Regions from separate parts of the Homo sapiens genome. Here all the other regions are linked to region 1. A link is a contact called in ENCODE Hi-C or POLR2A ChIA-PET data. All regions are on one chromosome and are shown on one strand. Each heading gives the region's core, a stretch centred on a gene start or an enhancer-like site at or near the end of the contact. The rest is flanking DNA. Distances are from core to core; before and after follow the strand shown.

The links. A loop is a pair of places that touch in the nucleus more often than their neighbours do. ChIA-PET counts read pairs that join two places held with the same protein, here RNA polymerase II (POLR2A). Pooled maps may share reads with other maps.
Region 2: a loop to region 1 is called in a pooled map, with 12 times the contacts of the local background. The contact joins the enhancer-like site here to the promoter of LINC02606 in region 1. A Hi-C loop is called at or near these places in 2 of 37 single-sample maps with no recorded cell type and 4 of 50 pooled maps.
Region 3: a loop to region 1 is called in a pooled map, with 6 times the contacts of the local background. The contact joins the enhancer-like site here to the promoter of LINC02606 in region 1. A Hi-C loop is called at or near these places in 1 of 37 single-sample maps with no recorded cell type and 8 of 50 pooled maps. POLR2A ChIA-PET finds 5 or more read pairs at or near these places in 1 of 52 experiments (activated T-cell).
Region 4: a pooled map shows a loop between it and region 1 (4-fold over the local background). The contact joins the enhancer-like site here to the promoter of LINC02606 in region 1. A Hi-C loop is called at or near these places in 2 of 50 pooled maps. POLR2A ChIA-PET finds 5 or more read pairs at or near these places in 2 of 52 experiments (PC-9 and activated T-cell).

What each region holds. Positions count from the first base shown.
Region 1 is chr1:9,427,726-9,430,267 of GRCh38, reverse strand. LINC02606 (long intergenic non-protein coding RNA 2606) reads left to right here and starts at 1,272. Exons shown (of 2, transcript NR_104622.2): 1 at 1,272-1,346. RefSeq lists enhancers at 1,027-1,116, 1,177-1,406, 1,905-2,539.
Region 2 is chr1:8,474,940-8,477,481 of GRCh38, reverse strand. All of the region lies in intron 10 of RERE (arginine-glutamic acid dipeptide repeats), which reads left to right. Among named protein-coding and RNA genes, the nearest start is that of SNORD128, 19 kb to the left of the region's middle. Within about 2 kb of position 1,266, at least 3 of the 41 ENCODE cell types and tissues checked have a DNase peak (open chromatin) inside an H3K27ac peak, as active enhancers do.
Region 3 is chr1:8,702,121-8,704,662 of GRCh38, reverse strand. All of the region lies in intron 1 of RERE (arginine-glutamic acid dipeptide repeats), which reads left to right. Among named protein-coding and RNA genes, the nearest start is that of RERE, 110 kb to the left of the region's middle. RefSeq lists a silencer at 1,010-1,629. Within about 2 kb of position 1,267, at least 32 of the 41 ENCODE cell types and tissues checked have a DNase peak (open chromatin) inside an H3K27ac peak, as active enhancers do.
Region 4 is chr1:8,762,801-8,765,342 of GRCh38, reverse strand. The region is part of intron 1 of RERE (arginine-glutamic acid dipeptide repeats); the gene reads left to right. Among named protein-coding and RNA genes, the nearest start is that of RERE, 54 kb to the left of the region's middle. RefSeq lists an enhancer at 1,223-1,272. Within about 2 kb of position 1,267, at least 4 of the 41 ENCODE cell types and tissues checked have a DNase peak (open chromatin) inside an H3K27ac peak, as active enhancers do.

The sequences.
Region 1 (2,542 bases), core at 23-2,522:
TGGTGTTAAGTGAGAACGGAGACAAGAAAGGAAAGGTCTAGAACAGAGGCCTGGCCGTGTGGAACACTTCTAGCCATGGTAAAGGTTTGGCTTTTACTCTGAGACAGGAGGCCTGGTAGTTTTTGCACAGAGGAGGCACATGATATGACTTTTAACAGAATTACTGAGGTTGTTATGTAAACACAGACTGACGGGGTGGGAGCAGAGGAAGGACCAGCTAGGCAATTACAATAATCCAGGTGAGAGATGGGGGCTTGGTCTAAGATGCTGTTAGTGGATACCGGATTCTGGGGAAAAAAGAAAAGCCAATAGGATCTGCTGACAGATTTGACACGGGATGAAGAACTCTAAGTTTACAGCCTGAGAAGCCAGAAGGATTTTTCTTGAGGATGAATTCCAGGCTGGAGCTATAAGGAGGGGAGTCATCAGCACATAGTCTTTAAAGCCATGAAACCCGATGAAATCATCAAGAGATTAAGCGAAAAGAAAGAGAAGTCCAAGGAGCCAGTGCTGGGGGTACTGATACATTTAGAGGTCAGGAAAAAGAGGAGAGGCTAGCAAAAGAAACAGAGAAGGTGGGGCAGGGATGGAGGAGAAAAACAAGCGTGTGCACTGCCAAAAGCCAAGTGAAGAAAGTTTTGCGGAGGAGAGGGTGATAAACTGTATCAAAAATTGCTGATAGAGCAGGTAAGAGGAGGACTTGGGAGAGACTGAGTTTGGCTGGAGGGAGTTCAACAGAGTGGGAGGAGAGAGCTGGACAAAGAATATATACACTCTTCCAAGGAGTTACGGTATTCAGAAAGCGAAGGGATGGGGTGGGAGCTGGAGCCACCACAGGGTTCTCAGGAAGGGGGAAATTACATGTTTATATGCTGATGGGAACGATCCCTTCGAGAAGAAGTTAAGGCTCAAAAAGGTCAGGTTATCCCGGCACCAGTCTGGTCCAAACTCTTCTTCCCACCCCTAAACTACTGAAGTGATACATTTAAGTCTTCCCAGCCCTCCTGCCTTACACGAAATCCGATTAGGGCAGTTTGCATTTTTACTTTAATGGGGACATGTGATATTTAGCACCTTCGGTCAAGACGCCCCTCAAATAGGTTTTCGGGCTCTGCGTCCCAGCACGGCCTCCCGCGCGCTTTCGAAACGTCACCCTTGTCAGCTGTCCAGTTTTCCTCCAATCCCGCCTCGGGGGCGGGGCTGGCGCACCGTCTCTACAGCAACGCCTTAGCCAGAGGGTGCTCAGGTTTTCGGGACCGCGCGTGGCGCTCTCAGATGACGTCACACACCCGCGGCGCTTGCGTGACGTAAGCCCTGCTCAGTAAGAAGGCTCCGCAGGTCGGCAGGTAGGAAGAGCACTACCTCGCACACTGCGCATGCGCCACCTCGGGTGGCCTCAAGGTTGCTGTCGGGAGTTGGGTTTGAGGTCGGCTCCCTCTGGCTGCTGTCTCTTTAACCTGAACTAGAGAAGTCCTCCGCGATGCTGCAGTTTCCCGCTGGCTTTCTCGGAGCCACCTTGCGGGCAGATATCCGAGAATCAGAGTTCATTCTCTTCATCTTGCCCATCTCTTACCTCTGCTGGCGAGTTCTTCGTTGCATCCCAGTCTGAAAGTGCTAGTCGAACTCCCAATTTGCTGTTGCCCGCAAGCTTCCTCTAGCAGGTCATCTCCCTTCGAAACAGATGCTTTCAAATCTTGTGTCCTGGAAAGATTAGTAACCGTGCTCTTTAGCACTGGTGTTTGTAAGGGTAACCAGGCTACAACTGAGGACCTGAGAATTTCGGCTTTGAATCAAGTACTTGAGCTTTTACGTGCTAGGACCCGTGACTTTTGTTCACTGCTCGTGACTCTTTCTGTCTTCTTTCACATTTTTAGCCAGGATCCAGTTGGCCTTACTAAGTAAATGACCTCCAGAAAAATGAAGTATCGGCCAGGCGTGGTGGCTCACACCTGTTACCCCAGCACTGTGGGAGGCCGAGTTGGGCGGATCACTTGAGGCCAGCCTGGCCAACATGGTGAAACCCCGTCTCTACTAAAAATACAAAAATTAGCCAGGCGTGGTGGTGCACGCCTGTAATCCCAGCTGCTCCGGAGGCTGAGGCAGGAGAATCGCTTGAACCCGGGAGGTGGAGGTTGCAGTGAGTCGAGCTGGCACCACTGGACTTCAGCCTGACCGACGGTGAGACTCCGGCTCAAAAGAAACAAAAACAAACAAACAAACAAAGAAAAATAAAGTATCACTGTTCTAAAACTTAGAATTCCTTTACGTATTCATTGGCTGACATTGATTAAGCACCTATGCTTTTTTTTTTTTTTTTTTTTTTTGAGACAGAGTCTTGCTCTGTCAACCAGGCTGGAGTGCAATGGCGAGATCTCGGCTCACTGCAACCTCTGCCTCCCGGGTTCAAGCAATTCTCCTGCCTCAGCCTCCCGAGTAGCTGGGACTACAAGCACCCATTCTTTCCTGGATACTGTGCTGAACCTGGGGGCTACAGTGAGGATGACATCTGTCTCTGACATCATGGCACATTTAGGTGGTTAAT
Region 2 (2,542 bases), core at 17-2,516, 950 kb after region 1:
AGGAGTAAGTGAAAACATATTTTAGTTTCCATTTGTGGTCCTGAACCATTTCCACTTGTGGCCAGACATAGGTCTTTCTCAGCTGACAAATAATTATTGAGAAAAGCAGCATAAACAGTCTAGGTTCACGAATGTGCCAGGAGCTTTTCTCCCTGTGGCCAGAGTTAGACTCATTGTGGGTCCTCAAGCTGAGTCTTCTTAGTAGATTATTGACTGCGTCTGTGGAGTCCTCCTGCCCCGGCAAGCAGCCTACACCCTCCGCACCCTCCCTTTCTACTATTCTGTGGCTGATCTCGCATTTATAAAAAAAGAAGTCAGGCTGTAGACATGTTAACTATGTAAATGATTAATTATCCATAATTGCATTTAAAGACCTGTGGCATAAACTTCAGCTTTCACAGAGACTTGAAAATTAAGAGGCACAACCTTAATCCCTAAAGTGTAAGTGAAGCCTGTGCAGGAGCCATTCATTTAGTGTTTGGCGTGGGGAATGTGGCTTAATTCAATGGTTTTATTGTTTTTTTATTTTTCTAAATTAATGTATTAACATTATTACCATTTGTTTATTCCTTTTTAGAAGAATATTCTATAATATTTTGCCTTTGAAAAAATCTTTGTTAAGTGAAGGAATGTTGAATACTGGAAAGTTCCAAAAATGACCTACCTCAGCCTCTTCTGTGACAGCGAAAGAAGCGAAGGACGCAGGTCCGCCCTGCCTCGTGTAGCCTGTTTTTACTGCAATAATAGCACTGCTTATTTCTCCTAGAATAGTGTTTTTTATGTGGTTGTTGCTGTTCATAAAGCATAGGCAAGTTAATCATATTATACTGGTTGTTGATTTTCAAAACCTCCCCTGTGAATGCATTTTAGATTTTCCAGACTGAGCAAATGTCATCCCCATCAGCTTTCATTTAGCACTGTGAGTGTTTTCATGGATGGGGATTTTTTTGTTAGTTTGTTTACATGTGTGTCTTTCCTCTTTTCTGAGCTGCTGGCTCCCTCCTTTCCTCCACCCACCCTCATCCCCTAGCCCCAAGTTAAGAAAAGACAGTGTGCTTGCTTTGTCACTGCAGCGGAAAAAGTCCCCGTACCCATTGCTCCCACCAGATTGCCTGTCCTAAACTGCCCCAGTAGCAACATTCTAGGGTAGGGACATCTTCCTAGAACATGGGTTTATGTTAGAATCCTCATGCTGCTACTTGCTAGGGAAGTGGCCTAGAGAAACATACTGAACCTCTGGATTTCATTTCCTCATTTTTAGTACTCTGGCTGTGGAAGAGAGGTGTGTGGAATGATGAAATCATAAAGACCTAACACAGTTCCTAGCACACTGTGCACTGCTCAGCAAATGTTGCGACCCCCTCCTTTCTTCCATGTGACTCCAGGGCTGGCGCATAATTCCTGGAACATTGTAGTTTCAGAAAGTGATGGAAAGAGGGAGGGAAGATTGGTTCAATAACTATATTTCCTTCTGAAAATTAACTAGACCTTTCTCTCAAGCCCTACCCTCTGCAGTTAAATTCTTTGTCTTTTCCATTATCCCTGAATTTTGCTCCCGTAAGACCATTCAGACAAATTTTAGCCTCTCTGGTACCTAATAGCATTATTTGAAATGATAATGGCCAAATAAAAATAAATATTGTGCTCTTAGTTTCAATTCTAGTTTTTTAACATTTACATGTTTCATATATATTGACTTGGCACTAGGTTATCGATGATGGAGGTATAAATGAAAATGTATTGACATTTGTGAATTATGGTTATAAGAAATTTTTCTTTTCTTTTTTTTTTTTTCTCTTGAGACAGAGTCTCACTCTTTTCGCCCAGGCTAGAGTGCAGTGGCGTGATCTCGGCTCACTGCAACTTCCGCCTCCTGGGTTCAAGAGATTCTTCTGCCTCAGCCTCCTGAGTAGCTGAGATTATGGGCACACACTACCATGCCCGGCTAATTTTTGTATTTCTTTTTAGTAGAGACAGGGTTTCACCATGTTGGCCAGGCTGGTCTCAAACTCCTGACCTCAAGTGACCTGCCCACCTTGGTCTCTCAAAGTGCTGGGATTACAGGTGTGAGCCACCACGCCCAGCCAAGAATTTTTTTTTTTTTTTTTAAGACAGAATCTCGCTCTGTCACCCAGGCTGGCGTGCAGTGGCGCGGTCTCGGCTAACTGCAACCTCCGCCTCCCAGGTTTAAGCGATTCTCCTGCCTCAGCCTCCCAAGTAGCTGGGATTACAGGTGCGCGCCACCACACCCGGCTAATTTTTGTGTTTTTGGTAGAGACAGGGTTTCACCGTGTTGGCCAGGCTGGTCTTGAACTCCTGACCTCAAGAGATCTGCCCACTTCAGCCTCCCAAAGTTCTGGGATTACAGGTGTAAGCCACTGCACGTGGCTAAGAAATTTTTAAATTTTGTTTTGAACATATTTCGGCAAGGTCTTTCTCACTTATCTTAATAGTCGAAATAATTAATTAAAACTATATGAAGAATTTTAAGATTTATTCCAAATACTTTTTTCCTTTCTCAGTTATTTTGACAGTTTCTTGT
Region 3 (2,542 bases), core at 18-2,517, 730 kb after region 1:
CTGTCTGTGGCAACAAAGCAGGACCCCTGGGTTCTATTCAGCCTGGCCCCACCCCCATCTTGTTGAGAGACTATAGGCAAATCACTTTAATCTGTCTAAATTTCTCTGTTTATTGGAAAGAGAGTACCTGATAATGCAGCCACTTTATAGGGCCTTGGAAAGTCTAATTAACATTTATGAAGCTATTTGAGAGTTCCATGAAACTTGCCTGGAAGGGGAAAGGTGTAATAGTGAAGATACCAGAAGTAATCATTTAAATTTTCAGCTTGTACCTTTCTAATTTGGGTTGACACTGAGTGAACTTAATAGTTAGAATTTGTATTTTATAGGAATACATTTAAAAAATTCCTATACAATGTCTTTGGGAGGACAAAATGATCTTGGCTATCACCACTAGAGAATACATGCTTTAAATGTACTTTAATTTTAATAAAATTTAGCAAGTTGATATATATATTTTTTACCAGAATTAATTGTGGGTGGGTAAGAAATTAGTTTGAAATTAACAGTTGGTAATCTGTTAAGATTCACATAAAAATTGAATTAATGAGGGAGTTTGGAATCTGGTAGCTGGTAGGTTATATGTTTATTTAAAGCCACATGGTAAGGAATGTGCACTTATTTTGCTTCCTTATTAGATGAATTTCAATCATGCACAATTTAAGCTATGTCTTGTCTAACAGATGGATCTTTATTTACTTGTGGAAAAGGGATTGGTGAGATTTTTAAACAAATGGCTTGCAGAGAATTCTTAATGTGTAAGGAAAACTGGGGTCAGAAGTGTTCTTTGACACGAAACAATGCTGCTTTCTCCCGGTGCATCTTTGAAATAAATGTTTAGCTTGTCTGTGATTGTTGGTTGTTTCATCTGCATTTATTAGACGTCAGAGGTGGTTGGCATTAATATTCCTGGCAGAAGCAGAGGCAGCTCTAGGATGTGTGAAATGCTGATCACTCACAGGGATGCGCTGCCTCTTTAATATCTTGCTTGCAGATGCATTTTCTAGCTGACCACGCTATTAAGAGCTGCCATCAATCACGCAGGCTCCCAGTTCCGGCTGTCGGAGGGGAGGGAGGATTGGAGCGGGTGGAGGCTGGCCAAGCAACGAAGGAGATAAAATTGCAGCTGGCATTGTGTGTGCGCGCGCCCGCGGCGGCGGCCAGCAGGGGTGCGCGCGGAGCGGGCTGGGCTCCAGCCCGGGTTTTGCCGGCCGCCGCCGTCGCGGGGAGTCTGCTCTTTCTCTCCCGGCGTCTGGGTCACCGGCATGTGGCAGTGCTGGCCCGGCCTCCCGGGCTGAAGGAGTGCGAGCTGAGTGCCGCGGCCGTGGGCAGCAGGCTCGGGCCAGGGCGGCCGCCTCCCTAGCCGCGGGCGGGGCCCCGCGCGGCCACCGCCTCCCGGAGCCGCCAAGCCGCCGGGACCTGCGCCCGCGCCGCGGTGCCCTGCGGCCGCTCAGGCCTCCTTTTGTTTTAGCAAGTGCACTTCACTCCCCGGGCCCCCACCTGCCCGCCTGCGCCGCCCCTTTCCGCGGGTCCGGAGTTGGCGGGGCCCTGCGCCGGAGGAGGAGGACCAGGCCCGCGGGCTCAGCTCTCGCCGCCAGCGGGCCGCAGGCAAGTGGCCGGCGGCCTCGTGCGTCGAGGGGGACGCGAATCTCGGGCCAGAAAGTTGGACAAGTGCGGGCGGGGGGCTCGGGGTGGGTGCACGGAGTGTTCCAGCCGACCCTAGAAAGATGGAACTCGGGTGTTCCTAAGAATGATGATGGCTTTCCAGGAACGGGGAGTCAGTATTTGCCGTGTCCCATTGCATTTCTGTTGGGCTCACTAGTTTTTAAGTAGCCCCAAACTCTTGAAATCTCAGTTAATTAAATCGAACAGAAAACATTTTTTTGAGGGGGGAGAGAAAACACTATTTAAAAATACATGTATATGTATATATTTTTATTTTTTTCTTCTGAAAGGAAAGTGCTTTTGAAGCCGAGTATAATGCAGAAGTCGCTCTTTGATCAGAAACTTCATTGCTTTACTGTGGAATAAACAAGTTTAAAAATAAAATGAATTTGATGGACTTGATTTGAGGCTACTTAAGTGACAAATGAAATTTTCTTCTTGGACCGAACTACTGTTATTTTGCCAGAGTAGCTAAAATGCGGAGGTACTCTTGACGATTGTTTTACGTTTAAATTGTTAAAAGAATTTTTTAGTGTGGGATGCTGTCTTCCTTGTTTCTCCTCTCTTGTTTACTCAACTCTTGTTTTCTGAAACTGTAGGGAGACCTGCTTGACCACTTTTTGTTTGCTGAGAAGGAAACTCCTGTAATAGGTTACTTTGTTTTACTTGCAGCCCTTAAGCGTCCCTGGCGCACATGTGCCCCGCGCTCTGTGGGCATTGTTTGGCTGGAGGCCTCTCAGCCACACGGAAAATCTAAAAAATGGTCTGTGAATGAACACGGGTGTCTACAGAGAAATTCCATTTTCCCTTTGTGCCTCTGTGTTTTAAGATTGAGACACTGAGTAAAAGTTGAGAACAGATTTAACAAAGTCCTCAC
Region 4 (2,542 bases), core at 18-2,517, 660 kb after region 1:
CATCCCCCAGCCCTAAGCAGCCCTTAATCTTCTTTCTGTCTTTATGGATTTGCCTATTCTGGACATTTCACGTTAATTGAATCATGTAGTCTTTTGTAACTGGCTGCTTTGACTTAGTATAATGTTTTCAAGGTTCACCCATGTGGTAGCATAACATCTGTACTTCATTCCCAATAAATGCCAAATCATAGTCCATTGTGTGGCTATGCCACATTTTATTTATTCACTAGTTGATGGACACTTTGAATGGTTCTACTTTTTGGCTGTTAAAAAAATGCTGTTGTGAACGTTCATGTACAAACTTCTGTGAGGATGTGTATTTGCATTTCTCTTGGGGTGACTTCCAAAGCCTAAGAGTGAAATTTTTGGGGGGTATGGAACCTCTGTTTAACATTTTGAGAAACTGACAAACTGTTTTCCAAAGTGGCTACACCATGTTACAATTTTACTAGCAATGCATGAACCTTGCAGTTTTTCCACATTAGCACTAATACTTACTATCTGGGTTTTGGATTGTAGCCATTCTGATGGGTGTGAAGTGGTATCTTACAGTTTTGATTTGCATTTCCCTAATGAGGTTGAGCCTCTGTCTTGTGCTTACTGGCCCTTTGCTTTTTTGGAGCCTTTGATCTTTTAAAAATAGAAATCTGGGTGAATTACGTCCCTGAGTAATGGCTGTGTGGTGAACATTCTTTTCTTCTTAGCCTGGTCACCTCTTGCTTGCTTCAGTTTACAGGTAATTTTCTTCAGGGAGCCTTCCTTGAACCCCGGCTGTTTGCATTCAGCCCACTCTGTTGTTGTGATTGTTTATCTAGACTTCCTTTCTGACCACACTAAGCATAGTTAACAGAGATTATACTTGGCATGGGATTGACTGGATGACTGAATACATAGATGACTGTAGCTTTTTTTTGTTTTTAAACATTTAACTTAAGAAAAAAATTCTGTCTTGGAGTTAGTACCCGAAGCAGTATTTCATGATTTTTGTGTGTTCCTTGTTTCCTCTCATTTTCCCGATGGCACTAAGGCACCTGGCTGGGATCCTATAGAGAGCGACACATTGCAGTTGCTCTCTGCATAGTAAGCTTCCCCCAAGAGTCATAGATGAGGCAAAACCCATGTGTACTCTGAGGCCAGGGCTGAGTGCATAAGGAGCAGCTGCAACTTGCCCTGGGGATATTCTTTGACCTGGAGGAGGCAGTGATGAGGGAAAGGGAAGACAGCGTGGGAACCATCTTGATAAGAAGCATGGGGTTCTGAGAAATAGCCTCCTAGGATTGGTACACTGCAGCTGGTGGCAGAGGTCTTCTTGACCTTGAGTTAGCTTTTTGAGTGAGAATAAATAACAGTCAACTAGCACCTTCACTTCCTGAATTATAGGAGGGACTTTTTTTTTTTTTTTTTAGACGGAGTCTTGATCTGTTGCCAGGCTGGAGTGCAGTGGCGTGATCTCGGCTTACTGCAACCTCTGCTTTCTGGGTTCAAGTGATTCTCCTGCCTCGGCCTCCCGAGTAGTTGGGACTACAGGTGCGCATGCCACCACACCCGGCTAATTTTTGTACTTTTAGTAGAGATGGGGCTTCACCATGTTGGCCAGGATGGTCTCTATCTCCTGACCTCGTGATCCGCCTGCCTCGGCCTCCCAAAGTGCTGGGATTACAGGCATGAGCCACCGTGCCCGGTCTTGTTTTTTGTTTGTTTGTTTTTTGAGACGGAGTCTAGCTCTGTCGCCCAGGTTGGAGTGCAGTGGTTCGATCTTGCCTCACTGCAACCTCTGCCTCCCAGGGTCAAGTGATTCCCCTGCCTTAGCCTCCTGAGTGGCTGGGATTACAGGCGTGCGCCTCCACATCTGGCTGATTTTTTTGTGTTTTTAGTTGAGACGGGGTTTCATTATGTTGGTCAGGCTGGTCTCAAACTCCTGATTTCAAATGATCCATGCGCCTCAGTCTCCCGAAGTGCTGGGATTACAGGTGTGAGCCACTGCGCCCAGCTGGACATCATTTTTAATACTGCATGGAAACTCTTGATTATGGGAGTAGATTTTTTTTCTTTTAGTTTTCAAGAAGTACCTCTTACTTATTTTTTTAAGGACGTCTTATTTCTGAACTGAGAAGTGAATTACACCCTATGATTTTTTGCAGAGTTGTACAAAAACAAATAGAATCTGGATTTGTTCCTATGGTTGTAACTTTACTGAGGTAAATATTATCTTTCTCCATCAAGCTGTCTAGAAATAATCTTCTGTTTTCATTTTCGTCCTCTAAACCTGCTATATATTGCAGATAGGAAATTTCTGAGTCACTGTTTTCTTTTTTAAGCTTACTGGACCCTAACTTCTTTTAGTCTTCCATGCCTAGATTTTTGCTGATTGAGGGACTGTGATAATTTTTTTTTCCTCCTTTGCTCAAGAGTGTGACTTTACTGTAGAAGGCAAAATACTAATTTTCCATGGTCCCAGGTCATTCTGGAATTTTGAGCTCCTAGTCTTCATTTATGTGGTGTAGTTTCTCCATAAGCCTTGCCATAAGGGGAAGAAAAAGAG